Linked DNA regions of Mus musculus: regions 1, 3 and 4 are each linked to region 2. The links are chromatin loops, found by intact Hi-C in ENCODE. Cell type or tissue: left cerebral cortex. All regions are shown on one strand.

The links. Peaks named below come from ENCODE experiments on the same cell type or tissue, not always from the same donor. Only the 100,000 strongest peaks of a DNase experiment are listed, where the experiment ranks them.
Region 1: a loop joins it to region 2, with 2.8 times the contacts of the local background. A loop is called at or near these places in 3 of 42 quality-filtered maps.
Region 3: a loop joins it to region 2, with 7 times the contacts of the local background. A loop is called at or near these places in 3 of 42 quality-filtered maps.
Region 4: a loop joins it to region 2, with 6 times the contacts of the local background. A loop is called at or near these places in 4 of 42 quality-filtered maps.

Annotation. Positions count from the first base shown.
Region 1 is chr5:52,652,639-52,660,638 of GRCm38, forward strand. Sepsecs (Sep (O-phosphoserine) tRNA:Sec (selenocysteine) tRNA synthase) reads right to left here. Exons shown (of 11, transcript NM_172490.4): 6 at 7,992-8,000; 7 at 3,588-3,717; 8 at 3,376-3,467. Among named protein-coding and RNA genes, the nearest start is that of Sepsecs, 13 kb to the right of the region's middle. In left cerebral cortex, a CTCF peak has its summit at 3,658 (motif pointing left); DNase peaks (open chromatin) are centred at 3,631 and 5,439.
Region 2 is chr5:52,112,778-52,120,777 of GRCm38, forward strand. It overlaps a transcript of Ppargc1a not described here. Among named protein-coding and RNA genes, the nearest start is that of Gm40302, 14 kb to the right of the region's middle. In left cerebral cortex, CTCF peaks have their summits at 1,678, 3,419, 6,691, 7,237 and 1 weaker place; DNase peaks (open chromatin) are centred at 357, 1,424, 1,670, 2,029 and 5 more places; H3K4me3 peaks cover 3,927 bases; H3K27ac peaks cover 3,221 bases.
Region 3 is chr5:52,469,832-52,477,831 of GRCm38, forward strand. Ccdc149 (coiled-coil domain containing 149) reads right to left here and starts at 1,747. Exons shown (of 13, transcript NM_001379231.1): 1 at 1,520-1,747. The coding sequence starts at 1,567. In left cerebral cortex, no CTCF peak of the experiment used is centred here; DNase peaks (open chromatin) are centred at 1,265, 1,693, 1,995, 2,317 and 4 more places; H3K4me3 peaks cover 2,827 bases; H3K27ac peaks cover 3,907 bases.
Region 4 is chr5:52,386,695-52,394,694 of GRCm38, forward strand. It overlaps Ccdc149 (coiled-coil domain containing 149), which reads right to left. Exons shown (of 13, transcript NM_001379231.1): 10 at 5,977-6,053; 11 at 4,395-4,427. Among named protein-coding and RNA genes, the nearest start is that of Sod3, 27 kb to the left of the region's middle. In left cerebral cortex, no CTCF peak of the experiment used is centred here; DNase peaks (open chromatin) are centred at 1,624, 1,923, 3,575, 3,905 and 4 more places; H3K27ac peaks cover 5,035 bases.

The DNA of each region.
Region 1 (8,000 bases), 540 kb after region 2:
TATACAAAGAATTTTAAATAAAATCAATTAGTGCATATGGGAGCTTCTGGAGTTTTAAATGCCTCCACTAGCTAGCACGGGAGGCTCCCAGGGCCAATCATCATCTTTATGGCTCAAATGCCTAGCATGACAGGGTCGATCACTCCACTCCCCCAGTGCTGTGTGAACAACTGAAAGTAAGAGAAGACAGTGCTAAGACAGAATACAGAGGGACCTGGGCAGCACCCCAACTCGGTCTTCACCAGCATTCTGGAACTTGCAATGACCAGCGAGTCCTCGGGCTAGTACATCTTCCCAGATCACAATTTCATATGTACAATGGAGTCAACTCCTACCACGTGATAAAAACGACACTGAAGAATGGATATAAGGAACCTAGCAGAGGACCAGTGACATGGCTTAGTAGACCACACAGACCTGACCACCAGAGCCCAATCCTGGAACTCACAGTGGAAGGCGAGAACCAACTCCTGAGAGTTGTCCTCTAACACCCATAAATATGAACCCATCACCTGAGGACCTGGTTGTCTAGAACAGTGATGCTTTCATGGCAGGATAAAACTATAGGTTTATTCCTACGTGTAAACGCTTGTTGTCTGGTTTAGCCAAGTACAATTTATACATGTAAAACTTCAAGTATATGCTTTCCAAATGTTCATGTGGTGGTGCACACCTTTAATCCCAGCACTCGGGAGGCAGAGGCAGGCGGATTTCTGAGTTTGAGGCCAGCCTGGTCTACAAAGTGAGTTCCAGGACAGCCAGGACTACACAGAGAAACCCTGTCTCAAAAAACAAAAACAAAACAAAAAAACAAAAATGAAAGAAAAACACACAGAGCCACAAAACCACTTCCACTAAGGACATAGTTGTAAGGCATCTCACCAGCCCCCAAAGGTGCCTCCCTGATCCTAACTTCCAGCACTCATCTGTGTTTCCTGTCCCTGTCTCTTTTAGCTTTTCCAAGGATGCATATAGATGAGACCACATGAGAGTCTTCCGAGTCAGCTGCACGTCATTTATTATAATGCACGGGAGTCACCATTTGTTGTATACTTGGAGTCTACATAGCTTTCCATAGTTAAGGAAAGATGTACCAGTGTGTTCCTCTGTTCACTAGATACTTACTTCCATGTTTGGACAATTATAAACTGAGTCATTATAAGCCCCCAACTATATGTTTTCATACAAACTCAAGCTTTCATTCTCCTGAGTAAACAGCTAGAAGCACAAGAGCTGCTCTGGGTGATTATGTCTAACTTCTAGGGCACTGCCACAGTAGGGTCCAAAACTGAAGAACGAACCCCAAAGTGTGGACACTTTGCCCCTTCTTAGAATTGAGAACAAAACACCCATGGAAGGAGTTACAGAGACAAAGTTTGGAGCTGAGACGAAAGGATGGACCATCTAGAGACTGCCATATCCAGAGATCCATCCCATAATTAGCCTCCAAACGATGACACCATTGCATACACTAGCAAGCGTTTGCTGAAAGGACCCTGATATAGCTGTCTCTTGTGAGGCTATGCCGGGGCCTAGCAAACACAGAAGTGGATGCTCACAATCAGCTATTGGATGGATCACAGGGCCCCCAATGGAGGAGCTAGAGAAAGTACCCAAGGAGCTAAAGAGATCTGCAATCCTATAGGTGGAACAACATTATGAACTAATCAGTAGCCCGGAGCTCGTGTCTCTAGCTGCATGTGTATCAAAAGATGGCCTAGTCGGCCATCACTGGAAAGAGAGGCCCATTGGTCTTGCAAACTTTATATGCCCCAGTACAGGGGAACGCCAGGGCCAAGAAGTGGGAGGGGGTGTGTGGGGGTGTGTGTGGGGGTATGGGGGACTTTTGGGATAGCATTGGAAATGTAAATGAAGAAAATACCTAATTAAATTAAAAAAATAAAATTAAAAAAAAACATATTTAACATTCCTATCAACAATGTCAGCTTGTTTCAGCTCTGTGACAGGATTCAGTATTGTCAGGTTTTTGTTGTTGTTTTAGTTGTGTTTTTGATTTTACCTAATCTCTGTGTGTGTGTGTGTGTGTGTGTGTGTGTGTGTAATGTGAGGTTGCTCACTGTGTTTTTAATTTCCATATCTCTAATGAATGACAATGTAAATCTTAAGAAATATCCTCACAATTTAAACAGTAAATAACTACTTGCCCATGGATTAAATTATTAGGAAAAGGAAGACTGGAGTAAAATGCCACAAAAACTTTAAACATCAGTTCTGTGTGAGGAATAACACCCTGTTGGAGGGTCTATGTGATAACAGCTATGCCCATATGCTTTAAAACATGTCAAGTACATCTGAAGGATTCCATTGCTAGTTGACGCCATAAGGCTGCTTAGATATAAACACCATGCCGCTGGTCTCCAGCACTGCTGGATAGATGAATACTCACTTTCATCTGACCTAACCCGTCAACAGTTACGGAACTGTCTCAAATGAAGCTTTTCTGTGTTAGCTTGTTTTTAAAAACATTGGGTCTCACTATGCTGCTCAAGTGATCCTCCTGCCTCAGCCTCCCGAGTAGCTGGGACTATTTCAGGCCAACACCACCAAGTTTATCACTTTTTTCCCCCACAGCCAATATAAGGAATGAGTCCAGTGTTTCAGCAACACTGAAGGAGGGAGTTTTTATTTTAACATAAGGAGGTGGCTAACCCCTACTGGTTCTTCCTTCTGCAACTAGACCAGCACACCAAAACACACCCTCAGGCTTCCAAAATCAGCTCGGCTTTGGTTATTTTGAACAGGGTCTTGCTGTGTTGCCATGGCTGGCCTGGCAACTCACTCAAAAGAAAACTTTTCATTTGTTTTTCAAGGGCCTCTATGCCAGAAGTGGTGGTAGATGCTTGTAGTCCCAGCACTTAGGAAGCAGAGGCAGGAGGACTACCCCAAGTTTGAGGCCTGCCTTCTTTACATAAGCAATCTCCAGGCCAACCACAGCAACACTGCAAGACCCTGTTCAAACAAAACAAAACAAAACAAAGCCGAACCAGTGCCACTGCTAAGCAGGTCAAAGGCCCTTCGTCTTAAGCCGTGACCTACACTCAGTCCCTGCTCCCACAGATTGTCCTCTGACGTCCACTCACACATGCCATGGCACATGCACACTCAAATACATGTAAGAGCAAAGTGTTTAATATGGTTTATGTTAAAACATAAAAAGGGGAGCTTCTTTACCTTTAGGTAACAAGTGACCACATAATTCCCAATACAGAGGTTTCTAAACAAATACTAACAGTAAAGTAATGCATGTGACTATTCCTCAGCACGTGGACAGACAGAGGACAAAACACGGATGGTGGCTCCCATCTGAGTGATATGCAGGCTACAAGAGCAGCACTGAGTACAGGCAGACCTCACCTTTCTCTCCTTCAACAGCTTCCTGTAGCCACTGCAGCCCAGTGACAGCAAGGTGATGAGGACGTCTAAGGACGGCGAGGCTGAGGCTCTTCCTGCAAACAGACGGACAGGGTGTGTGAAGGAGGCTGACGGGAGGACTCGCCACAGAAGGCTATGTGCATGTGCAGTTTTGCCCATTAGTTACTTTCCCATAAACCAAGTTATCTACTGACCTGGATACATCTTGCTGATGTCCTGAATGAAGGGCTCATTAAAGCCAGCAATTATAGCACCACCTACTGGAACCATAAAATTTTTGTCCAAGCTCTGAACGAAAGCATCAATTCTACCAACCCGAGCCCCCTAGAATCAAATAACATGTGGGTCACATGTTAGTCACGGTGAGGACAGACAACTGCTATTAACAAGTAAAGGCCACAAGAACAACAACAAAATCATGTTCTACAAAATATACATACAAATTTAATTTCATTTCCACATTTGCAAAGGCTGCTACTAATTTTACCTTAATTTTGAAGTAAAAATGAGTACCCCTAAAACAGTGCATAGACCTTTTTTCAAAAGCAGGTGAAGGACTGTAATTGTCTTTGCAGTAGGGCAAGTACAGGATTTACAGGACTAAACCACAGCTCTGAGAGGTGCTCATTATAAGCAGAACACCGGCACTCTGCAGTGACAACTGTTCTCACAGATTAATCACCAACTCATAACCCCTGGGAAGCAGGTGGGATTTCATTACCAGCAGGAGTAGGAATTCCTGTGTAACAGCTTTTTACCTTAAAACTGAGAAAGAGACAAAGCATTTCCCCATGCCCTGCACCTGTGTCCTTTATTTGACAATAAGGTCTGCAGTGATTAAGTAGTTTAAATACTAGCATCACAATCTAATAAACTACAGCTGCCCAAAGTGCCAAGCAGCTAGAAAATTAAGTGCCTCTCTCTGATCTATGCCTAGCATAATGTTTTCTTTTTAGGTTTGTTTGTTTGTTTCTCTGTGCTGAAGACTGACCCAGGGCCAGACAAGCCATCGAATCCAAGCCTAGACTTCAAACAACAAGCTCTACTTCCATAATGACTTTGACCACAAAAGAGAAGCCACATTTTATGTTTATCATCGACAAAGGGCCATTTCATTTGTATATTCCTGGCAGCTCCAGGCGATGCTTCTCCATACCTTGTGGTCCTTAATTCTGTGACCTTAGACAGTCTCGTTCCATGGCGAATGAACTTGAAATGGAGTCTAATATCCCGGCACAGAGCGGAACATGCACCTACTAGAAACGTGGAACCAAGTTCTGCTTCCCATTCGACACAGCTGTGACCTTCTGTCTAATGTGGTGCAATTTTCTCCTCTTAAAAATGGAGATACTATCTAAATTTCAACTCACATAGTTTTTTCTTTATCTGCAGCCACAGATTTTCAATCTGTATTCACAATCTACATTCCTATTAATATTATAACCACATTTGACCTTCCTTCTCACGCTTCCTGCCCACCTCTGTATCTCAGGGAGAATGGAAATCGTAGATAGCTGGTCTAATCTGACAGACCAGATGTGGGCAACAGGTAGAGACGGCAGTAGCTGGGGAGGGGCGGACCACTCAGAGACCATCACCTGACTGTTTCAGCCTTATTCTTGCCGTGACTCTTACTTCTCAACAAACTGTGAACAGAGGAAAAGCCACCTTAGCTCAGGAAGAGGAAGCAGCACAAACACCAACAGAGTAAATGATGGGAAAGCACAGCAAGTTGTCCCAGGTAAAAAGTGGCTGCCAATAACTGTCTAGGCTTTCTGAGAAGACCCTGCACCTAACCTGGGCGTGGGAAGGCCAAGAGAAGGAGCAATCAGCACTCCAGACTGCTGCAGCACCCTATCACCATGACGACTGCACTCTCCACTGCAAGAAAACAAGCGGGCCACACCAGAGCTCAGAAATGTTCAAGGGCCACACTCCCCACACTAACAAAATGCTGTCACTAAGGAAGAAAAAGAAAGAAGCAGCAGAGCAAAGGCTGATGGGGAACAGGACGTGGCTGTGTGTTTTGTGTGATGTTATCAGGGAGCTCACACACGAGTGGGAACCCAGAAGATCTACTGAATGAAGTAACCAGTAGACATGTGCTGAAGCAGCAGTAGCACTCTCTGCTCCAGCTCTTAACAAGTCACGTTGCTGCTTCCCACACTCTGCAAACAGTCAATCCCACACATATGTTTAAAGCTCTACTTTGTGCCTCTCCATTAATCTGTCCTAACAACTCAAATTAGGCATTTCAGAAAACACAATGAACGAAAAGTGTACTTCTTGAGACTTCTTATACAGAATATCCTATCTGCACAGATCTAAGTCATTCTGGGGCATCTTTTGAAAATGCTACATTTCAGATATGATCGTCTTCTTCACTGACCACATGGGTATATGATACTGTTTTCTAAACACTGTGGTTTTCCTGTGTTGTGTTTAAGGGGTAAATCTGAGCCCTGGTGTCAACTCTGCCATACAAGCTGTTCTGTACTTAAACTTCTGAGCTTGTTTCCTTGTATATGAACAGGAACAATAAATAGTACACCTTATAGGATAAGGTTAAAGACATTCAGAGCCTATCTGATGCCTAATACACATGGTGGGTCCCTGCATTATCACAGCTATGAGTGAAAGTTAACTTTATAATGTCATGGCATAGCAGTCAGTAGTCAACAAGAGTACTTATTTATGTATTTATGTGGCTTAACCAACAATGCCATGACCTCTCCTCATATAGGCCAAACTGCAGAGATGTGTATTTACTACTTAAAGACAAATCAACATCTCACACACAGATGATGATGAAGTGAGGCAACAGGAAGAGAAGCCCCAAGGACACCTTTCCCATCAGCTCCACAGTTCCATTTTCTTGTATTCAAAAGAATGTTGTGAGCCCCAGAACACTGAGCACTTTTCAATTAGGGAATAATAACGTCTGAGTAAATGACTCGTGTGGGGCTGCAGAGAGACCTCAGCAATTAGAACAATTACTGCTCTAGCATGAAGACCAGAATTCTGATCACAGCACCCTATGGCAGCTCACAAAACACCCTGAACTGCAGCTCCAAGGGATGTAATGCCTCTTCTTGCTCCTCAAGCCATCTGCCTCCGACTAGCTCACACAGTAAATAAATAAATAAATAAATAAATAAAAACTTAAAAAATGATGTGTGTGAAAACAAAACAGCCATATAGAAAGTATAAACATATAGCTAATAATGCCTAGAGTATTTTGTAAAATGTACACAATGTGGAAATAGTATGTCCACAGAACAGAAACTGTTCATTCTAGATGACTAACGGGCCTATAGGATAGCTATGATCACCTGCTCCTTCCTTTCATAAACCTTTAGAGATGTTAATGCATTGGAATTTCGAAAGCATTAAAGATGTGAGGAGAGGCAGTGAGAGGCTCGTGGTTAAAAGCATTTGCCACCTGCCCTGACAGCTTGAGTTCAAGCTCCAGAACCCATAGGGTAGAAGCAAAAAATTGGCTCCTGCAAGTTGCCCTCTGATCTCCATATACATGTTCTGGCACATATGTGTGTGCATGAACACATACACGGATGTAGTAATTTTTAAGTATTAAAAATTAAAGGGATGCCTAGGAGGAAGGCAGGGCAGGCACAGAATGGAGTCGTTGGTGTAAAGCGTTTTCACAAGCTCCATCACAGACCCCTATGCTCCTTTCTTTTGCTCTAGATGACGCAGACCTGATCCGATGTATGGATCTGTGAGGCAGCCTTGAAAAGCTAAGAAATGATGAAAAGACACCAAAGGTAAGAGTGGATGAAGAGGGAGCAGAGGGCAGCAGCTACTATAGGATTTTTAAGATCCTGGAAAATGTTTAAAAATTTTTTTTAAGATTTGAAAATGTATTTTTATGTATTCACATGGTTCCTTCTGGCTCTTTCTGTGTTCTTTTTCCTCTATATAAAATATAATCATCAATATAGTTTTTGAAATACTGTAATTCAATACTTAGAAATACGAACATCTTGGGTTAAAAAAATTCTCAGAAGGACGGCATTGAAATATTTCTGTTGATTCAAGACCAGCAAAGCTATTTCACAGGGGCTAAGAAAATGGCTCATCCACTAAGAACACTTGCAGTGCAACCATGAGGAATAGAGTTTGGATCCCAGAACCCACATGCTTCACATATATGTAAAACCCTAGCTCCAAGGAGGATGAAGACAGAGGATCACTGAGGCTTGCTGGCTTCCAGCCTAGCTGAGAAAAATTCAACCCACAGGTTCAGGAGAGACCCTGCCTCAGGGGATAAACAAAAGGGCACTCAACCCCCTCTTCTGACCCACAACTGCACAAACTAGCATGCTCACACAGACACATAGGTATGCACACACTTACATACAGAGATACATGCATACACATAAAATATATGCATAAACAAAGAAGTCTTTAAAAGCTACTATCCAATTACCATCATACTACCTAGGAATAATAACTTTTATTAATAGAATACTGTATACAAGTTTCTAATGTTCCCTGGAGAACTAAATAATGTTTACAGTATTTGGTTATAGAAAAGTCATAATCCTACAGTATATAATATTAATATAATAAGTCACCTGCTGAAT
Region 2 (8,000 bases):
GATCCCTCTTCAAGGTTCTCATCTTTTTCAGGTTTCCCAACCTGACCCTACGAACCTGCCTGGCACCCCTGCCCCGACCCTGACGCCCACCAACTCGGGCTGCCAAGGAGTTTGCACGTGACTGCCCATCTTGCGAAACAAGGCCCTGCCCTCGTCTCTTCCAAGCTCTTGGACTCCTTTCCTGTCTCCTTAAAGATGCTGCGAAGCCTCCCGTGGCTCTAGAGCGGCGTTGCTGAGCGCCTGGCGACACCCACCGGGTCTCCCTTCTCTCTTCTTCCCGAAGAATAGCAAGCAGTCGAGTTTCTGCTCCCTGCGGTGTTGGTCGGAGCCACTTGCCCGGAAACTTAGCCTAAAGCATTCCGGTCCAGGACTGGGAGGCGCGGCGCTGCCGAGGAATCCCCTACAGCCCCCAGGGCTGGTGGCGGGTGTGTGCTTCAAGCCTCAGGTCCGCGCCTCTGTCCTCAAAGGCGAGCTGGGGTTGGTTTCTGACTCATCGACAGCCACACGCGCGTCATACACCACACACACACACACACACACACACACACACACACACACACACACACACACACACACACACACACACAGAGGCGCGCTCACGCAGGCTCCTGGAGACTGGAGTTTGCCAAGCCGGAGGGGTCCGTGGCTTTCGGCAAGGACAGGCGTGGAGAGAGTACCCGGAACCTGCCGTGCGGGGTGTGGTAGATGGTAGAAAAGCCTCGGGGCTCTCACAACCTGCAGCCAGGGCGCCCCCTTGACCCCAGCCGTGTCTCTCCAGGGTCCCCCAACTCCACCAGCAGCGCGACCACCTCGGCAGCTCCCCGCAAGTTTCCGGTCGCAGGCGGGCCTGCTCTCTCCCGCCGCTCTGCGCCCCGCGACCTGCCGGCTGATCTGGGGGCGGCCCGGCGCCCCATCGCAGCAGCGGCCGGCCGGCTGGCGGGATCTTGTGGCCCCGCTCCCGGGCGGTTGAGGCGGCAGGAGCCTTTTGGATCTCCCGAGCGGTTTATGTATTATTCACTCTGGCGGCCGCGGCGGGATCCGGAGAGCCCACGCCGAGGAGGCGAGGTCATCACCTGGCCACTACTACTTTGGCTATTTGTGCCTGGGAGACGTGGAGGGTGACGAGGGAGTAACGAAGTACATTTTTTCGGTTGTTTAGCTTTAGGGCTTCGGTTTGTTTATTTATTTGTTTATTTATTTTTATTTTTTTCCCCTATGCGCGAGCTCACAGGAGCGCGCTGAGATCTGGGCCCCGGAGGGAGCGCGCCAGCGCGGGCAAGCGCGGCGGGCAGCCCCGAGAGCGGCCAGAGGCTGGCGGGCGGGCTCTGGGAGAGAGACGCCGCAGCAGCCTGGAGAGCCGTGCGGGACTGAGCAGTTCCCTTCGGCACCCTCAGCTTCGCGGGCCCGCGCCCTCGGGTGCGCGCTCCACGGGGCCCAAGAACTCCCGGAGCCCTGGCCGGTCCACCGAGTTGGTGCCGCTTTCACCAATGCTCTTCCACCTAGCTTCTGGCCCCAACTTTCCCAAGCCGTACACACACGAGCGCGCGCAGACACACACACACACACACACACACACACACACAATCTCTCTCTTCCTCCCATCCCTAGACCCCAGCTCCACTTCCCCGTGTAGTTTGAAGATGACAGATGCCTGTAGACTTTCACCAAACAAGCGGTGGGGGCAGCAGACTACAACAGTTATTTAATTAAAAGGAATTTTTTTCCCTCTAATTCTCGCTCTGGCTCCTGGAATAGCTTTGGCACCCCCCTTCCAGAACCTGAGCACAAGCCTGTCTCTCTCCAGGTAATCAGTGGCCGGAGGACACAGATCTCTTTCCACGCCCCCACTTCCCTCATCCACCTCCACCTTCCCCTGGCCCCTCAAGCCACACCGATCTACACACCTACAGGCCGGCAGCGGGGAACGTGCAGGACACGATGCAGCCGGACTGCATTGCACAGTCATCAAAGTTAAGTGTGTGTTTGTGGGGTGCTCGTGCGCGCCCGGGGAGGTGCGGGGTCGGGAGGAGTGGAGCCTCCACTCTGCTTACCACCACCCCCATTCCCGCGGGTCAGGGGACGCATCTACTTGAGGTTGCAGCCATTTTAGGGAAAGAGGTGGCTCCGGGCCCCAAGGGAGTGGAGGGAGGGACAACGCGTCGCGGGGGGTCTCACAGCTAGACAGCCCCGGGGCTCAACTGGAGGGCGGGCGAACGCCCGGCGCACAGGGGCGCGGCGCCCGCGGCGACTTGGTGAAGGTTGCGCTCGAGTTCCCTGCTTTTGCCTGGAGTTGTCCGGGGTAACGCGCCAGCTCCTGCCTCTTTCTCGGGTTCCCTTTGGGCTGGGAGGTTTGGGGGCAAGATAGGTGTCCATAGCAAAATGGGCACTGGAGGGACGCGACAGCCCCTGGAGCTGGCGCTATGTATGAGGGGTATAGAGAAGGGGGAACACCTCTGTCGCCGGTTGGCGTTGACCCAGACAGTGCGACCCACTTGGCCCCCCATCCTCCCCACCCCCTCCCGAGAGTCTGTCTACCCGCCTGGTGCCAAGTGAGCGAGCAGCGGGGGGCATGGGGAGACGCCGCCCGGCACTGAGCCACCCCTTACCTGGTTGGAAGGGGTTTCCCAGGAGGAGCCGTAGTTGTAAAAGAAGGAGGAGAGGAAGGTGTCTTCCGACAGCCCGCAGCCCGCCATGCTCTGGATGCAAATAAAACGAGGAAAGAAAAAAAAACAGGACACACACACACACAAAGCAACCAAAAATGTTTCCAAATCAAACGAAACCAATAAGGCAGCTGAAATTCTCTCGCAAATAAAGAAAAGGAGGGGGGGGAAGGGAATGGCCGAGGGGACGGGAACTCTCGGCGATGCTCCCTCTCCGGCTGAGCAGGGATGCTCGGGCTGCCGCCGCCGCCGCCGCCGCCGCTATCGCCGCCGCCGCTGCCGCCGCCGCCGCCGCCGCCGCTGCTGCCGCCTTCTCAAGACGGTACCTAGAGAGGTTCGTCCTGACTCCGGCAGCCGCCGCCGCCGCCGCCTGTGCCGGCTGCGTGTATGCGCGCGTGTGTGTGCGTGTGCGTGTGTGCGGTGTGTGCGCGCAGAGCGAGAGACCGCAGGGGAGGCGAGAGGGCGAGAGAACGAGCGAGCCGGGATGCAGGGCGCAGAGGCAGAGCAGGCGGGCGGGCGTGTGCGCGCGAGGCTGGGTGCGTGCGTGCGTGTGTGAGTGTATGTGTGTGAGCGCGCGCCCCCGTGTGCGCGCGCGCCTGGGTGTGCGTCTGTTTGGGGAGCTCACCGGAGAGCCGGGGCCATCACGTGGGCTCCCCGACTCCGCCGGCTGCCGGGGACAGCCTGTACTACAGCCCTGGCCACTAAATCAGCCCGCGCCACCAGACCTTTGCAGCCCCTGCGGCCGGACCAGACCTCCTGGTCCTCCCCTCCTGGATGTGCGCCCCCGAAACGGCAGGGGGCGCAGGTGCTGTCGCGGGCAGGTGGGTGGATGAGAAGAGGACCCGGCCAGGGGAGAGAGTATGCCTCAGAGACACACAACACCCTGTTACAACCTGAGCCTTCCTCCCACTCTGCTGGAAGATCTTTTTCATCTTAATTCCTAAAATTGACTTCCCATGCAGGGACTCTTCTCCCAGCCACGGGAAAATTGTGTTCACACAGTTGCTACGTCTCGATTTTCTTCCCGTCCGGAGCCACTAGTCCACCCCAACCCCAGCTGTGAGCACAGACAGACAGTCACACACACACACACACACACACACACACACACACATTCACGCGCGCGCGCGCGTGGACACACACACACACACACCGGTGGCTGCCTTCTCAACCATTCCAAATGCAAATCCACTTATTTGCCAGTTGCTGTAGTAGACAGGCGAAGTCAGTGCTACATCAAACTAGGCTAGGCAGAGAGGGCTGGAAAGTGGATTTAGGGGACAATACTGCCCCAGCAGGAAGAAAGGCTCTGGTCTGGTGTTCTGTTGATTTAACCGTTCAAAACGGAAAACGATTTTGTAGCTTCTGCCCTAAGAGTCAGGCTGCTCCGTCACAATTCTTTAAAGAGATATAGCCTCTCATGTCCATTATATGTTATAAAAATGTAAATGGATGTAATTTCCTCCCCTCCCCTAGCCAAGGTATTTCAAGACCAAATCTTTGTGTCCCAATAATTGAATAGCTGAAACTTTTTCCCACTGCAAGATATTCTTTCCTTACTTATCTTGACTCTTTATATAGATATTTATAGAAAGTAAAATTCCAACAAAAAAAAAAAGAGGCATATCTGTGTATGATGTTCTTCCGAGTACTTGATTCCTCTCAGGGAAACTTGCAAACCACCTCTTAGCAGTTCATATTGTTTTCTTTCTGAATCTCCTCTTTCTCAGGCCAGTTTTTTTTTCCAAGAGTTTGCACTTCCTCTTCTAAATTCCCCACGTGAGGCCCAACACCTCTGTGGAATAAACATTTCCACAGCAACCCAGTGATGTCACAAACCTTCGGCTCATGGTTGCAGAAGAGAAATAAAGCAGGAAGAAAAGATCTGTCTAGAAAGAAGTCTCTCTTTTTATTCGTCTCTCTTTTTATTTGCAAACAGAATGGCTCACCAGTTTCTGAGTTTGTATACTACGTGTCTGGCTAAATGCCTGTTTTCTTTTCTTTCTTCTCTCTCTCTCTCTCTCTAGAGATTGACTTATTACAAGATTGACTTTCTGAGCTATGTCTAATGACTTTTTTAAAAAGAAAAAAAATAGGTCAACATCCTATCTTCTGGGTCCATGAAGAATGACATTTCAAATCACTTTTCCCTAGATGTACTGACCATTTAAATTTTTAATAGGGAAGAAAAGGATTGGTGTTTTTCAAAAACAACAAACAAAACAGATGTTGGAAAGAGCATCATGAGATGAAATTTAACGTAGTAACTTCAGAACCAAGTAATGCTAACTGACCAAGCTTCGAAAATGCAACTATATTCTTTAAAGTACTGGGCCTATGGGAGTTCTATTCAGCTCTCCATGACTGATCTCATCCATGGTGACTAGAGGGCCTTCTCTACTTCCTGGGTATCCTGGCTGAGATGAAGACGGGACTCTTCATCCTGCTCCTGTTTCAATCTCAATGGTGAGGTGCCATCCTACACACATTAAATACAAAGGGGCTAGAGAATACAGTTGGGCACAAAGCCTTGACTTAATTTGGGTCCCTTACTTCCTGTTGTCCTTCCAGGCCAATGGGAGCTACTTCCGTGTCTGTTATCAGTCCGCCTACTTGTTGACTAGATGGATGTATTCATCCCAACATCTCTGGAAGGATTTATCTCCATTACACATAATGGAGAGACTGACTCAGTGATGTCCTGGGCCATGCAGCTAGGACGTGTAAGGAATGGAATGCAAGGCTGGTTAATGCATCTGCCTCCCCCACACAGGTGCAGCTGTGGGCATCTCTGCACCAGCTACATCACACGTGTATATTCACAAATGGAAATCCCACCCTCCCCTTTGTCCCCAGTTGATAACAAGTAGACATTCGTCCTGGGCTGGGGCAAGGGTTGCTTGGTTTGAGCTTTGTAATGCAGAATCTTACTCTGTATCCCCAGACCTGGAACTCACTATGCAGTGAGTACGCAACTCACAGTAATCCTCCTGCCTCAGCTTCGAGTGCTGGAATTTAACATATGAGCCACCATACCTGTATTTAATTTTGTTTCATAGATGAATAAACTAAGACTCAGTGGGAAATTCTTGCCTCCCCTCCTACCTACACACCTGGACCTTGACAAAAGACTTTTCAGCTCAATACTTCTCCTTCTTTGAAAGCTGGGCTCTCCCATTACTAAACCCACAGGAAAATACATATACGCAACCAGCAAACATGCCTAGGGCCTGCAGAGGCATCCAGAGAGAAGCAGGGAGGCCCAAGTGACAAGGACTTCCTTGGTACACTCGGGAACATCCGAACACATGAGGGTTGGTCTCTTATCATCAACATTTGACTCCCCTCAAATCTCTAGCACTTTTAATAGGGACACCCAAAAGAAGACCACCAGTAGTCAGTTTCTGGTAAACTGTCTCCTTTCTTTGTCCTACATGGTCCTCTCCTGGGGAAGCCCTGCCACCCTAAAGAATTCCTCCTTCCTCAGTAGGTTTCTCAACTGGCCCAAGCACAGTAATGTGGAGGTTCCGTTGCTAGTTCTCAGCAACATGAAAACAAACCACCCCCTCCACACACACTCTCTCAACCCCCCAGGGCCAAAACAGAAGGAGCTGGGCCCCTTGGGAAGCCCTGGGAGCAAGCAGCAAACTCATTGAGAAAGGATAGCTCCAGTCACCTTGCCAACTCTTCACTGTGCAAGAGACAGACATCTGAAGACAACAACCCACAGCAGCAAGCTTCTGGCTTCCAGATCCACTGTGGCTGATTCTCCCAAGACAGACCACAGAGCTCTTCAGTGTGCTTTCCTTTATCATAATGCCAAGTCACAACTTGTCACACTGAAAAATGCATGCTGTGTTGACATTCTGTGGTCCGGCTAATGAACCATCCTCCATTCACAAACACTTCCCACCCCCAAAGATGTAAGGTTAGCAATAACTTTGGAAATTGGGTAATAGTCCAGATGATGTCAGGGTGGGTTCCTTGTTTATAAATGAGTTGCATTAACACTCTCATTCCACTAGGGTGTCATTTAGTGACTGGCTGCTCAGCTCTGCAGATACAAGAGGCCAAATTCTTATAGATGTGGATATTAAAAAAACATAGTTTGGGCTAAAGCTGCAGATGGGAAGCAGATGTCGTGCATAGACAAAGTGGATCTCTTTTCTCAGTTTCTCTCTCTCTTGCTGAAATCAAAGTCTGCTGGCTTGTCTTCCATTTCTCCTCCTCCTCCTCCTCCTCATCCTCCTCCTCCTCTTCCTCCTCCTCTTCCTCCTCCTCTTCCTCCTCCTCCTCCTCCTCCTCCTCTAGCAGCCTGAATACAGCTGGGTCTGAACTAAAGAGTTCTAGCTTACCATGGTAACTTCTAGCAAAGCAAAAGCCAATATCTTGTCCCTATCTCCAAGAAGTTTTACAGTGTCAGCTGAAGTTTGGATTACTGTTTGTCTGTTTGCATGTGTGTTTGTTTGTTTGTTTGCTTGCTTGTTTTGAAAAGAGATCTAAGGAAACTAATAGAGAAAATCTGGAGAAGCCCCAGCACCTCTAGGCCAGGAGGACTCAGTCCCACTTGGACCCTCTAGGGGCAGTGTAGAACATGTCTCATTGGTATCCTACACCAAGGGTGAGGTGGCTGGGACACTGATGCCCCATGATTCCCTGATAGAAAGCAACTGGCAGGTGTTGTCATCTCCCTGGCGCACACTGCTTGTGGCCAGGACAGGTGTGGTAGGATCCAGCAGCGGAGAGAATGTCTTCAGTCCATCAGTTGAAGGTGCTAGCTATGGGGGCAGTGTACCTGGGATGCTAAGGGCTGTGAAGGAGGCTGGGTAGCAACAACATCTGGCCCAAGTGTGAATTTATGTTATCTTATACAAACCTGAAGTGGGAATGGCCACATCCTCAGGTTCCCCAGAAGGATACAATGGAGCAGTGTAGAATGGAGCAGCGGGTCCCTACTCTCCCTTCCAGGACTTCTTCCTTTCAGTCTCCATCACCGGCCCTAATCGCCTCCCTTCATGGGTATATGAAGAACTCAATCTGACCCTACAAACCTCTGCAATGGGTTATACAGAGGCCACTGGGAAAGGGCCTCTACTTCTGCCAAGAGACCAGAGGGAGGCTGGAGCTCCTCTGGACTGTATTAGTGTCATGAGAGCAGATAATTGCCAGAGTTTAGGGCAGTTGGATCCAGCCCAACCTGAGGCTGGATACTCCCCTAGAATTTCCAGGTGCATAAGCCAAATTTTTTTCTAATTATAAACCGACTTAAGCTCAATTTCTAGAATTAAGCACATCTTGTCTGGGGGATATTTATGGACAGTTTGTGTCTTAGTCAGG
Region 3 (8,000 bases), 360 kb after region 2:
CTAGCTAGAATCTCACTACCATGCAACGTGGTCAGTCCAAATAAACACCTGGCACTGGGCGGCACCCTGAAGGGACACCTGGTACAATTTAGCTTTGATTATAGTCCCTTTCTCAAGATGTTTTTCATTGTTTATTGAGTGGCTTTCTTCCCAGACTATACTAGTAAACATCATGTGTTTTCTGAAGGCAGGAGGTGCTGAAGTGTCTCCTGAGTTGGGGACCACTGCATTCTAAGAGCAGAAGAGTGTAAGTAACTTCTTGTTTATTGTTTATTGTTTATTTGTTTATTTGTTTGGAGGGAGAGCTTTGAACCCGCTATGCAGCAGAGGATGGCTTTGGTTGGACTCCTGATCCTCCTGCCTCTACCTCTACCAAGAGCTGGGACCACAGGCGTGCATCCCCATGGCCAGGTAGTGTGCTTGATTTGGAATGACCATTCTCAACACAGATCTACCTGAACAAGAATACCGTACCTTCTAAGTCAGCACCCACTCCTGGACTTCCATGGAGAACCCACCCCCACCTTCATCATCTTTTACTGCTATAGATGATTCTGGATGGGCCCAGAGATGAGATTCCCAGTGGATATATTCCTTGACACAAAGCCTGATAGAGAAGATAACCTGACAGAGAAGATAGAGCTGGGCCGTGGGCCGAGACATAACCCCTTCCAGTGCTAGACCAATGTTTGAAGGAACTAAACTAAGTGGCTCTAAGTGGTGGAGTTCATTGCTCTACACACACTGGGTGTTAAGTGGCTAGATAATGGAGGAGCCGTCCATACAGGTGAGGGAGGTGAATTGGTAGCTTGCTAGGGGAAGGAAGACATCAGGATCCCTCTCACCTGGAGAAGCTAGCTGCCTGACCCGAGCCAACCAACTGGGTGGATCAGAGAGAAGGCAGCCTAAGAGTCTGAAAGCTTCCTTCTGGCCCATTCACAGGGGAGGGCGTGGAGTTGTCTATATCCACAGGTCACATCACCTCTGTACCTGTCTCATTTTCCTTTGAGAAATGAATGGTTTCACTACCTCACAGCACATAGTAGGTGCGGGAAACAGGAGCTCAGAGAGTGGAGTAAGTGAACGCATGAACCAACCATTGCAAGGATGCCAAACTCTTTCACTTAAACCGCTGCTCCAAGTCATTGCACCTGCCCAGTTGTTACCCAAGGGCCCGGATGGTCCCTCAGGCGTCACCTTTTCAGCATCGGGAATCATCCAATCGCTTGCCTCCATAACAGTGGTGACTAGGCAGGCAGGTGGGGCTTGGCTCTTTCCCCTCCCGGATCCCAGGGCTTCTCAGTCTCTCCAATCCTAGGCCAAACGCTGGCGAGCGAAAGGCCCCTCCCCAAAGCCTGGCACCAGATGGTGCGGGCGACCGCGGCTCCCCCGCAGGCCCGAACGTGAGGGGTGGACCGTGCACCTGCAGGTCCTGCCGCGGCCACCTGCTACCCGGGCTCACAGGGCTTGGGGACCTGCTGCAGCGGCTCAGGAGGCCGATCCGGAGCCCCGGCCTCACCTCGCTCACCAGCCCCTGCCAGTCGCTCTCGGTCCGATCGCCGTCCATGTCCCCTCCTGCGTGCGCGGGCGGGCTGCACAACCGCCTCCCTTCTCCTCCTCCTGCTCCTGTCGCCGCCGCCGCCGCCGCCACCCCGGCCCCGCGCAGCCCGGAGAGGGCCAGGAACCTCCGAGCCTCCGCGCCGCCGCCTCCCGCGGCTGCCCGCGCCGCTGCCTCCACGTCAGCCTCCGCGGAGGAAGGGGAGGAGGAGCCGGGCCCCAACCACTGCCCTACAGTGGCTCGGGGCCGGTGCCAGCCGCGGCACCCCGGGGACCCCAGGCCACCAGCTGTGTCTCCTAGGGAAGGAAGGGACTCTGCATGTGAACCATCACATAACCCCAGACTCCAGCATTCCCAGGCCTGTGGTGAGGGAGGGAGGCTGGCGAACAGGTGGGTGTCATCCCCAGGTCGAGAAGCCAAACTCCTCCATCCAGCCATCCCCTGCCAGGTCAGGCCTCTACCATTGAAACTGAAGCTCCACCAAGGAAGGGCCCTTCTTTCCCCTGAGTACACATTGGAGCAACCTTGGCACGCAGTAGATGCTCTACATCTTTTGGTCGAGCGTATGAATGAAGCTCACCATACTGTACATACATTATACTGATTTTTAAAGCGACCAACATTTCTTTTTAAGTATCTGATGTCGTACTAGAACGCAAGTACAAAGTTTGAAAATAAAACTCTAAATTCTGAATAGGGCCAAAAAGCTTGGTGGTGGGATTTAGCATGAGTTAAGAGAGGAGCCAGCTGAAGATTGTGCTATTCAGGGCTCTGTGTAGAAGAGGAGGTGGAAAGGCTGCAAAGAGATGTCAGAGATGGTGGGTGACTTCGAGGAAACAGTTTGCAAGCACAACAGGGCTCATATGGACTCTCAAAACACACACAAGCCCAAGTCAGACACAAAAATGAGAAGAGACATGGCCGCAAAGTCTCACCCCTAACCAAGAAGCGACTTGCAACTGATAGCTTCTGGGAGAGGGAAAATCCGTTTTCTTAACAGAGTGATATTTCAAACACACGGCAAGGCAGGCCCCGTGTTCAGTCCTAGTCAGCCAACACAATAGAACGTCACGGATTTTTTTAAATGCTTTTGTTTGTTTTGGTTTTTATGAGAGAGAAAAAATAAGAAGTTGGGGGTGAAGAGAAGGGGCCTAGGAGGTCTTGAAGAAGAGGAAAGAATATAAGAATATTTAAAATATATTGTATAAAATTTTCAAAAAAAAAAACTTTCTAAAGATAATTCCATGAAACTTTCATGGGAAAGGAAGACTAGAGACCTCCAGAGGGAACCTCAGATGAATGCTATGTGATCCCCGCCCCCACATAGTTGCCAACAGAAAGCTTTCCATACTTGGGGAAACTCAGCTTGTATAAAGGAGTAGGTGGCCTGAGAAGTTGGTAAGTCCATTTGGCAGCTGTAGAAACCTCACGGCCACCATGGATTTACATTGTCAGTTCCTGCTGAGAGCGGGTCAGTTCTGTGACATGGAAGCTGGGTGCTGAAAAGTGGAGAAGCGGCCTTGGCCCCAGCATGCTACATGATGAGAATGGGAAAGGCCGAGCTCTGTTCTTCCCTTCTCTTCTGTGTTTCCAAAATCTTTCCATTATCTCTCATCCTGGGCTCTTCATCATTTGATCTGCTTTGCCCAAGCAACGTTTACAAATGTATTATAATAATCAAGTCATTAAGCGTCTTTGGGGGCAGGGCTTAATTTTGCATAGTACTCATGGGGACCTGTGAGCACCTCCATGAAAGCAGTCCCGGAATGGCTTAATGGATGTCACTGGACTCCCTAGACAGACGGACACCAACCACGCACCACATGTGTGAGGTCCCATCTGACATGGTGCACGAGTAAGTCCAGCTGCCAGCTATCACTACCCAATTTGATGCCCCACAGACTCAGCCAATAAATAAGCAGTGGCTGAGGCTCTGTGTTTGGGGCTAGTTTGCTGTATTCCGGCAGTAACTGGTATCCACGGTAGTAACACTGTTGATAAAGAACTCTCTTCTCTGCCCTTAAAGGAGCATCCAGGCCTGACACCATAGCCTGGTGGCTTCTTATGGTGGTTTGAATAGGAATGCTCCCCACAGACTCATTGGTTTGAATGCTTAGTCACCAAGGAATGACAATATTAGGGGGTGTGGCCTTGTTGGAGGGGGTGTGTCGCAGCTCCTTCTCCTGCACCACAGTCTGCCTGCACACCGCCATGATTCACCGCCATAATGGAACTGAACTAAACCTCTGAGCTGTAAGCCAGCCCCAATCGAATGTTTTTACAAGCATTGCCGTGGCCGTAGTGTCTCTTCACAGCAATGGAAACCCTAACTAAGACAGACCTCATCCACAAAAGCTTCTAGAATAGACTGACTGACTGGGAACGGACTATGGAGAAGAAGCCAGCCTACCTGTGGGGTTTGGGAGGGGGCTTTGTGCCTCCTGAACTCATCCTAGAAAAGGGGACGAACACTGCAGCCCACAATCCCAGTCCTGCTGATGTTCAAACTAATGCCCTAAAGAATTGGGGGAGGGGCTGGAAGGACAAACTAGTAAGCTACTAAATCTTCTGGCCTTCTTGCCATTCAAGTCCACCGAGGTCATTGTCTTTGCAATCCAAGAAGCTGGAAAGAGGTCATCCTGCAATAGAACCTCTAGGGTTAATTAACTCAATGCCAAGCGTTTACTCCTAACAGCCTGTCTCTTACCTAAAAAGCAAGGTACTGTCTGCCCATATACTGCCCTCTGGCAAACCATCTGCTTCCATTCTGACCTGTCGATGAAATAGACGGTAGGGAGAGTGGGCAGATCTGGGCCATCTGCCTTGCTCTCTGCTGGCCTTCAGGTGGGAAAGCCTCTTCTGGAGACCTGGGTTAGCTGACTCTTTAAGCTCAGCTGCCGCCGTTGCTGCATGCATGAAGCCATCGCTGATATTTTAGGCAGCAAGCTGGGGAAATCAATGAAGTGCTAAGAGTGGAGGAGGCTTCATTTGGAAGCCGTGGACCTTTAAGACAACTCTCTGTGATTTGCTTTCTTTTCCCAGAAAATAACAGACAACGATCAAAGTAGTTCAAAGGGGAAAAAATAAAAATAAAATGTGCAGGGAATCCAAGTGCATCAGGCCTCTACCCTACCCGCTCCCCAGCAGGCTGAGGGACCTTCCAGGGAAGTTGACACAGCATCCTGAGCTGCTGGGGTTTACTGGAGATTTCATGTGCCGGCTCTGCCGGGAAGATGTGATAGAATCACGGAGCAAGTCAGTGGAGCTGCAAGCCATTCTTTTTTATCTCTTTCCATTTATGTAGCCTGACATTGAGTAATAATAATAATTAGATCCAGTTTAAGCTTTTAGGCACCTATACCAGAAGGCCTCTAGACACCTCATCAACGGCAGCCCTGGCTGGTGTAAACAAAGCTAATTATATTGTGGTTAACCATTTTCAAAGAAAAATAAAATAAAATAAAACTGCTTACCAACTGCCTTCACCTCAGACAAAAGCAATCTATTAAATGTCCTACCCGGTGCCCATGTACACACGGCCAGTTTAAGGACAGTGACCCTCTTTCTGTTCAACTTGCCATCCTGGCACAAAATACAGAAAAGCCTGCTTTAGCTTCTGTTTTTATATCCCTTTTGCTTTTTTTTTTTTTTTTTTTTTTTTTTTTTTCGAGACAGGGTTTCTCTGTATAGCTCTGGCTGTCCTGGAACTCACTTTGTAGACCAGGCTAGCCTCGAACTCAGAAATTCTCCTGCCTCTGCCTCCTGAGTGTTAGGATTAAAGGCATGCGCCACCACGCCCGGTTCCCCTTTGCTTTCTTTTTAAAAAAAAAAAAATCATCTCTGGTGACCCAGTCTCTTCATATGTACTCATAGTCCCAAAACCAATTTAACTGTTTTATTTCTCCACACCTGAAGTGACTGGATTACCTGGATGCCTTTGAGTGACGCTTCTCACTTTTCAAAGTCTAAGAGGGCTTTAGATAGGAAACTCCAGAGTAGTTCAACCTAAGAAATTAAACCAATACATACTAACGAAAATAAAACTAAACCAAAAAAGTTTCTGTGAGATTGGGGAGGAAAAAAAAGAAGAAGAAGAAGAAGAAGAAGAAGAAGAAGAAGAAGAAGAAGAAGAAGAAGAAGAAGAAGAAGAAGAAGAAGAAGAAGAAGAAGAAGAAAGAAGAGTTCTCTGCTGCACAAGATCATCTAGCCCCGTCCCGAGAGCTTCCGACAAGCAGAGCTTTTGATACTTCCACAATATTGTCTGTTTGGATTTTGGTCGCCCATGCAAAAAAAGAAAAAAGAAAGAAGAGAAGAGAAGAGAAGAGAAGAGAAGAGAAGAGAAGAGAAGAGAAGAGAAGAGAAGAGAAGAGAAGAGAAGAGAAGAGAAAGAAAAAAATGTCAGAGTTCTCATTAAATCAAAGGAGGTAGTTTTCCTGAAGAGATTCGCGGGCCCTCCCCTTCTGAGCTGTTGAGGCAATAGTCCCGGCTAGTTCTTTCCCTAATCACTGCCTTTCTCCTGCCTGAATTAAGAAACCCAACTTAGAAAGATAATGACTCTTAATGGTTGTGGTTTGCTGAGGGTGGGGTGCGCACACTTGTGTTTCGTTGGCGTTACCAAATTTAAAGATTGTGAATAGCTCTTTTTCCTAAAGAAAGGCTCAATCTGACCTGCCTTACGAGAAGCCTTCACGGGCTGGCTGCTCCGGATTTTAGCTGAAGACAGAGAACTAGATATCTTAAGGTCCTTGCAAGAGTTTCCTCAACAGCCTTGTAACCTGAGGTCTCCTGGACCATGGACCTCAATTCTTTGGAAAAACAAGGGTCCATCGCTTCCACTGCTGAGGGACACTCTGTGAGGGACCTCATTCATCATTTCCCTGCAGAGGGCCAGGCAGCAGAGGGTTAGATAAGGGATTCAGGCTGCTTCCTCATTCTTAGCACGCTGTGTGTGTTAGCCGCCGGAGTTCCTGGGGCCTCCCTGCCATTGCCACTAAGCCCTCCCTGTCCAGCAGCAATCATGCACGCTCACGATCCGCCTCTAGCTCGGCTGGCTGCCAATCAGCCGGGCAACAGGGGGTGGAAGGAAGTTCCACTTCCCGCTGAACCGCGCAGAGGTGCTTGGAGCCACTGAGTGGGGCTGATGACCGCCTGGCAGGCTCCGGGACGCAATTGTCACCCTGAGCGAGAGCACGTCTGGGCGTGATTGGCTTGGGCGTTGCAGGAGGCTGTAGCGGAGAGAGGCGGAGGCGGAAGACGGAGGTTGAACGAAGGGGGCTGAGATGCCAGGAGGAAAAGGAAAAGCAGGGAAATGAGCTGGAGGGGGCGAGGGACCCAGGAAGAGACTGGGCCTGCGCGCCTGATGAAGAAGCCAGAAAGTAAGGAACCTCAGGAGGAGACCTGAAAACACCAGGCGCCTGGGAAATCTAACCCCAACCTCTGTAGGAAATGGAGTCCTGGCCACAGAAAGAGTTAAATGGAAAAGTCAGATAAAGTCAGTCGACGCTCAGATCACTCAAATTTGTTGTACTTATTGATAATGTGTTTCATCTCTTCTGCGGGGGTTGGGGGCTATGATTCAGCACAAAATTGATGTAAATTTATGGAAATGGAAATGCAGAGAGGCTGCGAGCTCCAAGCTGCTGGAGGGTTGGCTGTATGGCCCTCAGCGAGGGGAGGTGACTGCTCTCTGTACTAGGGGAGCTGAAAATAGAAACGTCTGACTTGGGGGCCACTGGCCTTTCCTGCAGGCCAGGAACAGACTGACCCTGTCGCTCTGGAAAACTTAGGGGGAAAAAAAAGTTTAAAAGCTGATGACTGTCCAAAATAAGATCACCTCCATTGGCCTCCTGTCTCACTCTTGTCTGAGGATCGGGGAGTGATTTTTACCCAATGGTTATGGTCAGACTTTTATGAATAGGAAGGGGGTGCAGTGGTGGGGAGGGATTGTTCTCTAGAACCTACTGTGTGCAGAGACTTAGCTAAAAAAGTGACAGCCCCCCCCCCCCCCTTCTGCACTGTGGGAGAATCTTTTGACAGAGAAGGTGAAAGGTGGTATTCCATAGAATTGTCCCGAGCTGGTAAAAGGTTTACTGCCCATTAGGCTGTCCTTCAGAGCTGCAGATGGGAGATTTCTGTCCCCCCACCCCCTTCATACCAGGTCATGACATTTGTCTATTAATGTGGCTCTCCCAAGTCAATAGCAGTTTCTCTGGCCTGGTTGTGGCCAGACAGCACAGGGAAGCTTTCAAAGTCTAGGAATTGCTTCTCTGGGCCAGACCTTGCTTTGCAGTTTGCAATTGAATTGAAATAGGAGAGTCAACACGCCAAGGGCAGGAGAATATCTCAGTGACAGAATGCTCACCCAGCATATATGAACCTTCGGTGTCATCCCCAGCACTGCTGAAAATAAAAATGTCACCAATGCAGCCCCAGGCCAAAGGGT
Region 4 (8,000 bases), 270 kb after region 2:
CCCCAAGGAGGGTGGAGAAGGTTGTGAGGGAACCAGAGAGCAGGGGGAAATGCACTGTTCTTCTTTTACGGAGGGCAGAGCAGGCCACACAGATGGGCAGCAGGGAAGAACAGCTTTGAAGATGGGAATGACAAACAGACACATTGGCACCAAATGCATGGACAAACAGCAATGCCACCTACAAGGTCAGGAGAGCCCATAGGCATGGTATATTGCCAACTGTTGGCTTGGAAGGCTATAGGATTTTCTGGGTGGAAACCAATGGGCCCAAAATAAGAGCTCCAGCTTGGGCTCCAGTCTGGCTTAGAGTAAAATTTTTCCAGGAGCTCTATGATTTTGTTTTCCCATTCATCAGAGCCCAGAAGGCCACTAGGGTAAAAAAAGATGTCTACACCTCCTTTGGAAAATCAGAAACCAAGTCCATTTCCTCCCTGTGTTCCTTGGTTCCTCCTGCTTTTTAGAAACTTAAGTTAGAGAGTTCTCCACACAGTAGGCACTTACTAAATGCCTGATAATGTCTATGTCGCTGACTGAAGTATCTAATGGGTCCTAGCATCTGGCATGCTTGGTGCTTGCTGCTGTCTTGGGCAAATGGCAACAGCCTTTGGGTTCTGAGGAGAAGATACTTGGAGCTGACCCTGAAGTTCTGACAGGCACTTCCACTATCTTTGATGGAATAAATCTAGAAACTTCAGAGCTACCATCTGGAAAGGTTTCCCAAAGCGCACTATAGATTTACGGTTCAGGGTGACATGGGAAGTCCCCAGAATGGCATTCACTCTTAGAGCACAAAGACACCATCTAGAAATGCCTTCATGGGTTCTTGGTGACTGACTGTAGGGACCATAACAGGCAACAGGTGCCTCATGGCAGATTCTCCATCACAGCAACGCAGTATGTCCACAAGTCAAGGTCAGGACGGTACTTCATGGCCATCTGACTATGACAGCTTGCCAGCCTCCTAGGGAGGCTCCATCCTCTCTGTACCAAAAGAGTGTTCAACCCTCTTCTGCCCTGGCGGCCAAAGAATCAGAAGCAGAGACAGGAGTGGGAACTGGCAGGGGTCAGGATAGCCTGGGGGCTCCTCTCGTGGGAATTCTTTAGGGTAGAATGTCTGCTTGACCCCACAAATCCCAGGATATCTTCCATCCTAGGAAGCCAGTTTGTGAGTGACTCCTCACAAGCACGGGACACTTCAGCGAAAACTTGAGCAGAGGGCATGTAGGGAAGACAAACAAACCAGCCTCTGTCTACGGCAGCCACAGTGGGATGAGAAGACAAGCCCCCCCCCCCAGACTTGTGCCTGGAGATGGCACCCCCACATCAGCACCATGCCTGGATCTGGTCACTCTTGCCATGTTGGAAAAACCCAAAGCCTTTCTTAGGAGGCTCTCGGTTCCACTCTCTCTCCGAAGGTGTGGAGGCAGCTGTGGCCACTGAACTGTGCTCTCATTGGATAACCCGGCCGTGTAAGCTCTCATCTGCTTTTCCCACTTAAAGGAAAGGGTACTGGGGCTTCTCACTGAGCTGGGGTTTGAGTGGCTGCGAGCTCTGCTGACTCCATATGGCACCAAAGCTCTCGTCCCTGCCTCTAAAAATGAACCAAGTACTTTCAACCCCCACATTTTCCTCCTCAGCCTGATGCCTGGAGAGAAAGAGAGAATGAAAATGGAAATCCCAAAAAGCCAGACTATCGCCTCTAGCCAGATTGTTCCCTGGCTTTTGGTATTTCTGTGGATTGTTTCTGTGCCCTCCACCCAGTGTGTGTGTGTGTGTGTGTGTGTGTGTGTGTGTGTGTGTGTGTGTGTGTTGGGGCATGGGGAGAATGTGTCAAAGAGAGAGGAGAAGGACGGGGGAGTGGGAGGGGGAGGGAATGTGTCCTAGCCCATACATGGGAGTTAGAAGACAATCTTAGATGTTGGTCCTTGCCTCCCACCTTGTTTTGAGACTGGGTGGCTTTGGCCACAGATGCACTGTGATTTCAGAATTATGCTAACATGCTAGCTTTGTATGGATTCTGGAGCTGCACACTCAAGTCTCATGCTTATGCAGCAATGTTTACCCAAGAGCCGTCTCCCAGGTCCCAGTGCTGTTGAATGTGAACATACCTGGGACAACACTCCTCACAGCTACCGATCTCGATTTGAGAATATCTGAGGGAAGGATCCCAGGAGGTGGGAGCAAAGGGATCGACCCTGGCTAGGGAGCACGGCCCGCAACTCCTAACATCTGTCTTCCTTATAGAAGACCCCCTAGCTTTGTCACTAGGAAGGCAAACCAGCTTGGAATAGTCTCAGCTATCTAGACGACTTCTTGCTCCAGCCTGTACCATTTGTCAAAAATGTTTACTCAAGAGCAAGATCACCAAGTGACCCCCAAGTCTAGCAAACACCATCAAGAACTCTGTGAAGAGGCTGGGGAATGTAACGTATTGGTAGCGGGCTTGTCTAGCAAGCCTGTGTCCCTGGGTTCAGTTCACAGCACTGATGGACAGGGAGTGATAGATAGTGGATGCCTATGAGGTTAACACTTCTGAGGTCGGTGGATGAGGATCAGAAGTTCAAGCCTATCCATAGCTACCGTAGCAAGTTCAAAGCTAGACTGGGATCCATGAGGCTCTCTCATAAAACAAAACAAAACAAAACTTGATGGTGTTGGTCAGAAGTGAGGGGGGGGGGGCAGGAAGCAGAGACACAAGAAGCCTTCTGCCCTGCAGACTCTTAGACAGCCCACTACAGTGTGGAAGAGGTTTTTCCACCCTCAGGACCCCTCCTCTCTGGTCTGGCATCCAGTCTCCACGTATATCATTTGCCTGTGTATCTTGGCTCAGAACTTCAGTCATCCGGCACCCATAGAAGATAGCTTGTGAAACTTAAAATGTATGACCTTATGCGTCATCTAACTCCCTCCCTGTTTCCTGTGCTAAAATAAGCATATCAGATTAGATTAGGGAAAATGAAAGTGTTCTTCCACATCAGCTCTGACTAGAAGCTGGCCAATATGGAAGACTGATGCCGCATCAGCCGGGGACAATGCTGTGATAGATTATTGTGGTGGTTTGCATATGCTTGACCCAGGAAGCGGCACTATTTGGAGGTGTGGCCTTGTTGGGGTAGGTGTGGTCTTGTTAGAAAAAAATGTGTCCCTGTGAGTGTGGGCTTTAAGACCCTCATCCTAGCTGCCTGAAAGCAGTCTTCTCCTGCTTGCCTTCGGAACAAGATGTTGGGCTCTCAGTTCCTCCTGTGCCGTGCTTGCCTGGATGTTGTCATGTTCCCACCTTGATGATAATGGACTGAACCTCCAAACCTGTAAGCCAGCCCGAATTAAATGTCCTTGTTAAGATTTGCCTCGGTCATGGTATCTGTTCACAGCAGTAAAGCCCTAACTAAAACAATTAGCAATGTCTGTCATGGGTGTGAGAATGATTGTACCTAATGCACACCAAGTATTTGTCACCCTGAATCTTCTTGCTTTTAACTGCTCTTCACAGAGGGGCATCAGATGACTCTTCACATCATCTCACTAGTCTTTCTCTCTTGAGCACTCAGCCAACACTAAGCGTGGAATCCTTTCTGTTTTCCTCATCACTGCCTGATGGAGATTCATTTTGCTTCCGTGGATAGACTAGAGATTTGAGGGGAACAGGGGCCAGGTTGCCTGGCATGGCACTGTATTCACAGAGCTGAAGCTCAATCTGGATGCCAGCCCATGGATGGACCAGTCCATGGATGGGTTGACTTTCTGGAGAGGACACTTCCCTTTGAGATGCTTGTAAATAAGACAGTTCTCCCAAACTCCTGGGACTCAGAAACTTCGACTGTGATTCAGCTGCTGCTTGGGGAGTCGATGAGAACGAAGAGACGGGGGAGGCAGAGGAGGTGTGGGGAGGAGAGAACACGTTGCTTTTCGCTCTGCCCTCCAGTATGGAGACACACAAAAGCAGGAGTCAGGCAGCCAAAATGTGATTCACACAGGAAGAAATACCCCACTCCCTGTCCTTACTCTCCAGGACTGCAGACTCCCTAACACAAGGCTATCTCCACACATCCTTCATGTGTGCTCCAAAGTGAGGCTGTATCCAAGGGGGGAAAGTACCTCTCCCTCCCCCTCCCTCTTCCTTTTCTGTGCCCCCTTTATATCTGTGTGGTAGCCAGAGACTGGAACCCCTATGCCTACAGCCTAAAACCTGCTGAGGCTGGTCCTTCAAGCTAACTGTACTCACTAATGGTTGCTTTGCACTAATTGAATCCCCTATTTCAATAAGTTATTCTACCTAGAATATTCACTAAAAGGTGGATAACAAATTTCTACCTTCTACCATTTATACACATGGAGGACAGCATGCAACCCCATATTAGCTACAAGAAACCCTGAATATTTCAAAATGAACATACTCCCGAATCCGACTGAAACATTGTAGCTCAGGCCTTCGGCAGCAAAAGGAAGGGGAAAAGACTCATTATTGTAGAACAGCCATTGAAATCCCACCTGAACAAACAAACACCAGACACAGGAAATTCCCAGCATTGATTCACGCATTCAACATCCATCTTTTTACATAAACCACACAAACGAAACAGTAAGAAAATTCACCAAGTCATTTTTGAGAGGGGAGAAAAAAAATCAAAGCTTTGGTACATGTACAAAAACAGCAATTTGACTGCACAAATAAATGACAAATTTGTCTGTCTGTGTTGAAATTCAATGCAGTAAAAGAAAGGCCTTTACAGAAGATGCAGTTTGAACATCATCAAAAGCGCCTGGTGCAAAGTGGACCATTCAAACCCCCAGGACGGCACTCGCCACTAATTAGTTCTGTGAGGTCTTTTGACATCCAGTTCAAGAAATCGCTGCAAAAAATTCCAATTTATGAAACACACTTGCAGGCAACCTAAGGCAGCTATTCAGATTTCCACTGAGGAAAACGTCATGTTGTCCACCTCCTCTCCTGTGGCAATTTTCATTTCTCATCCCTCGTACAGGAACGCAGCCCACGGGAGCCGCGCGGAGAGGAGACCGCTTTGCGCTGAAAGGGTAAGACACTAAAAATACCCGGACAATGTTCCTTCCAGGGAACCAGGAGGCGGCAGAAAATGATAAATATAAGTTTCCAAACAGCGTAAAGAGGAAAGTGAAGAACTGACGGGGTCTCCTGAGAGGGGTATTTTACTGGGATAAGCGGGATAAGTATAGCTCATTAGAGAGAAGCACTACGGCTCCTCACACATTGGACAAATGTGGGGAGAAAAATCTCCTCAAGAAATTTTTGTTTTCAAGCTCCATAAAACTGTTGGGAGGGGCTAGGCAGGGGAAGGTCGTTGTGAAGTGCATCTGGATTGGAGGAACGGTTGGCTCTTCATTTTTAGTACTGGTGATTAAACTGAACAAATCTTTGTGCGGTTTTACATTCCACTTTAGGACTGATGATTAAATTGCACAAATCTTTGTAAGATCTTATATTCGTTTTTAGGGTCGGTGATTAAATTGAACAAATCTTTGTATATTCTCCCATTCGTTTTAGGAGGGAAGGTTACATGGAACAAATCTTTATAAGATGACTACTGATAAGAAATGAAACAACTCACGGGCATTCCAAAGGTTAACACACAGAGACACAAAGACACACACACACACACACACACACACACACATACACACACACACACACACACACACACACACACACACACACACACACACACTAACAGTTTGAGACATTAGGCTACCTGAACTTCAGTGCCCCACTGATGAGAATTTGAAAATACATGGTATATTTCTGACTTTGTTCCTTTCTTGGTCTTGCCATGGGATAGGTTTCTCACTTGGAAACACTTATGAGCTGTTTCTCAGCAGCCTCCAATTCAAAGGGCCTCAAACAGGCAGAATTTTCTTGGCAAGTTATACAAGAAAGTTCTTTTAAAAGGTGAACAAAATCCTAAACTAGACGAAAGCCACTGCTCAGAAGTTTCTGCTTACCTGGAAGACTCCACAAGCCAGAAACTTCCAGAGTTCTTAGTTTCTTCTCCAGCTCTGCCACTCGATTCCCTAGGATCCTAGAAAAGGTACGAAAATAATAAGAGGAGATGACGTCACTTGTCAGTGCTTGCACCAAGGTGGTGGGTAATAGGAAAGTCAATAGACTTAGGATCTAAAAAGGGCACGCAGGTACACATGTGCACACAACACACACTTCATGGGAAGTCCATGTGGAAATAGAAAGTACCACAAAGCACGCACGCACACATTATTCAGTTGCGTTCTGTTCTGCAAGGCAATTCCCTGGAGGTTAAACAATTTTTCCACCACTGCCCAAAACATCATAAGGAATTTCCATTCGAGAACTGCTCACTGCTAAAGATGCCAATTGATTCTGAATGCCCTTAGGAGCATCAGATCGTCTTTGAGAGCATGTTTGATTTTTGGAACCAATAGGTAAGATATAGATAGACACACTTGGAAATGTTTCTTCTGAGGCAATGAAATAATAAGATCAGCGTTCACAGCCCCACACTAGGTCTTACTGATGTGCATGCCCTGGATATCAAGAACAATGCCTGGCACAGTGTAGGTGACCGATAAGTATGTGTACTTAAACATGTGCTTTTTCTTTCTTCATAATCTGTAATCATCTATGGAAAAGGTAAAGAATAAGAATTTCACAAGCGTTTTCTTCCCCCCCTAACATAACTAATTATTTGGGAATTTTGTACAGTGCACGTCATCACACATGCTTTTCATTTTCTCCCAGTGGGACTGTGTCATAGTTCTGCAGGTAAAGGCATTTGATGGCAAGCTCAGCAACCCAAGTTCGATTCTCAGCACCCACGTGGTGGAAGGAGAGAACTGACTCTGGCAAGACTTCCTCTGACCTTTATACAGCATTCTGACTCGCTGAGATATCTAAGTTCTGAAACACACACTGGAAAAGATCAGACTGTGTGCGTGGAAGGCAGGCTTTGTACACATGCATAGGTAAACATCTGCTCCTTTGCTCCAGACTTTAAACATAGTGGAGAAGTGATTGACAGCCATCCAAAACCTTGCTTTCCAGTGGTCTGGAAATGGAAACCAGCCTTTATTTTTATTTGGGAGATTTTCTTGGCACTGCTGTGCTGAAAGAGACATGAAAATCTCCTTAATAGCAAATTCTCCATTCCTTTCAGTGGGATAAATTAGAGCAGCAGAATTATTCTCCTACGTCTCTTTCTATTCCAGAGATAGCTGCACACACCCACATATATTCAGGGCCATGAATATGCATATATAGATGCACATATATACAGTTCAGTTCATCCTGATTTTACCTGAATCGACCTGCAGTATCTTAATCATCCCTTGGAGTTCACAGGGAAACTCTGCCGTTGCTCCCCATGGTTTGGTTCATCTAGTTACTAGAGCTCATCTTTCCCTCATTTCCGTAGGTCTCACAGTCTGCAGGGTGCTCACTAACTACTTCAGATCTCGCTCCATCTCTTGGGTCTGTTTTGCTTTCACACCCGTGACCCTTCCATAGACACCACTGTTAACCAGCCTTTCAGTATTTTGCCCAGGCCTTCTGATGCCAGCTCCCTTCCTCACAGCTGATGGGTCTGACGTGTAGTCACCACTGGGCTCAAGCTCATGAGGTCAGATTACATGTCTGCAGCTGCCTCTTAGGACCACCTTCCACATTCTACTTGCAGGGATCCTGTTTGAGTTCATCTGTAGAAGCTCTGTTCATTGCTCTGATACCAGCACCTGATGCAGGGCTGGAGGTAATAAAGGGATCCAGAAGTTGCAGGTGTGGCAAGAGCAGTGACAGAACCATCAATAATAGTGTCTGGACTGTGGTGGACACAAACGACAACTGATTTTCCCTGAGTCCTCAGTATGAGGCACCAGAGATGCTAAACATTCACCCAATACAGAAGTTGGTTAGCTTGGCCGAAACTACATACAGGGTCTGTATGTGATGAGTCTGGATCTGATCCCAAGCCTGTCTCGGCCTCTGAACTTCATGT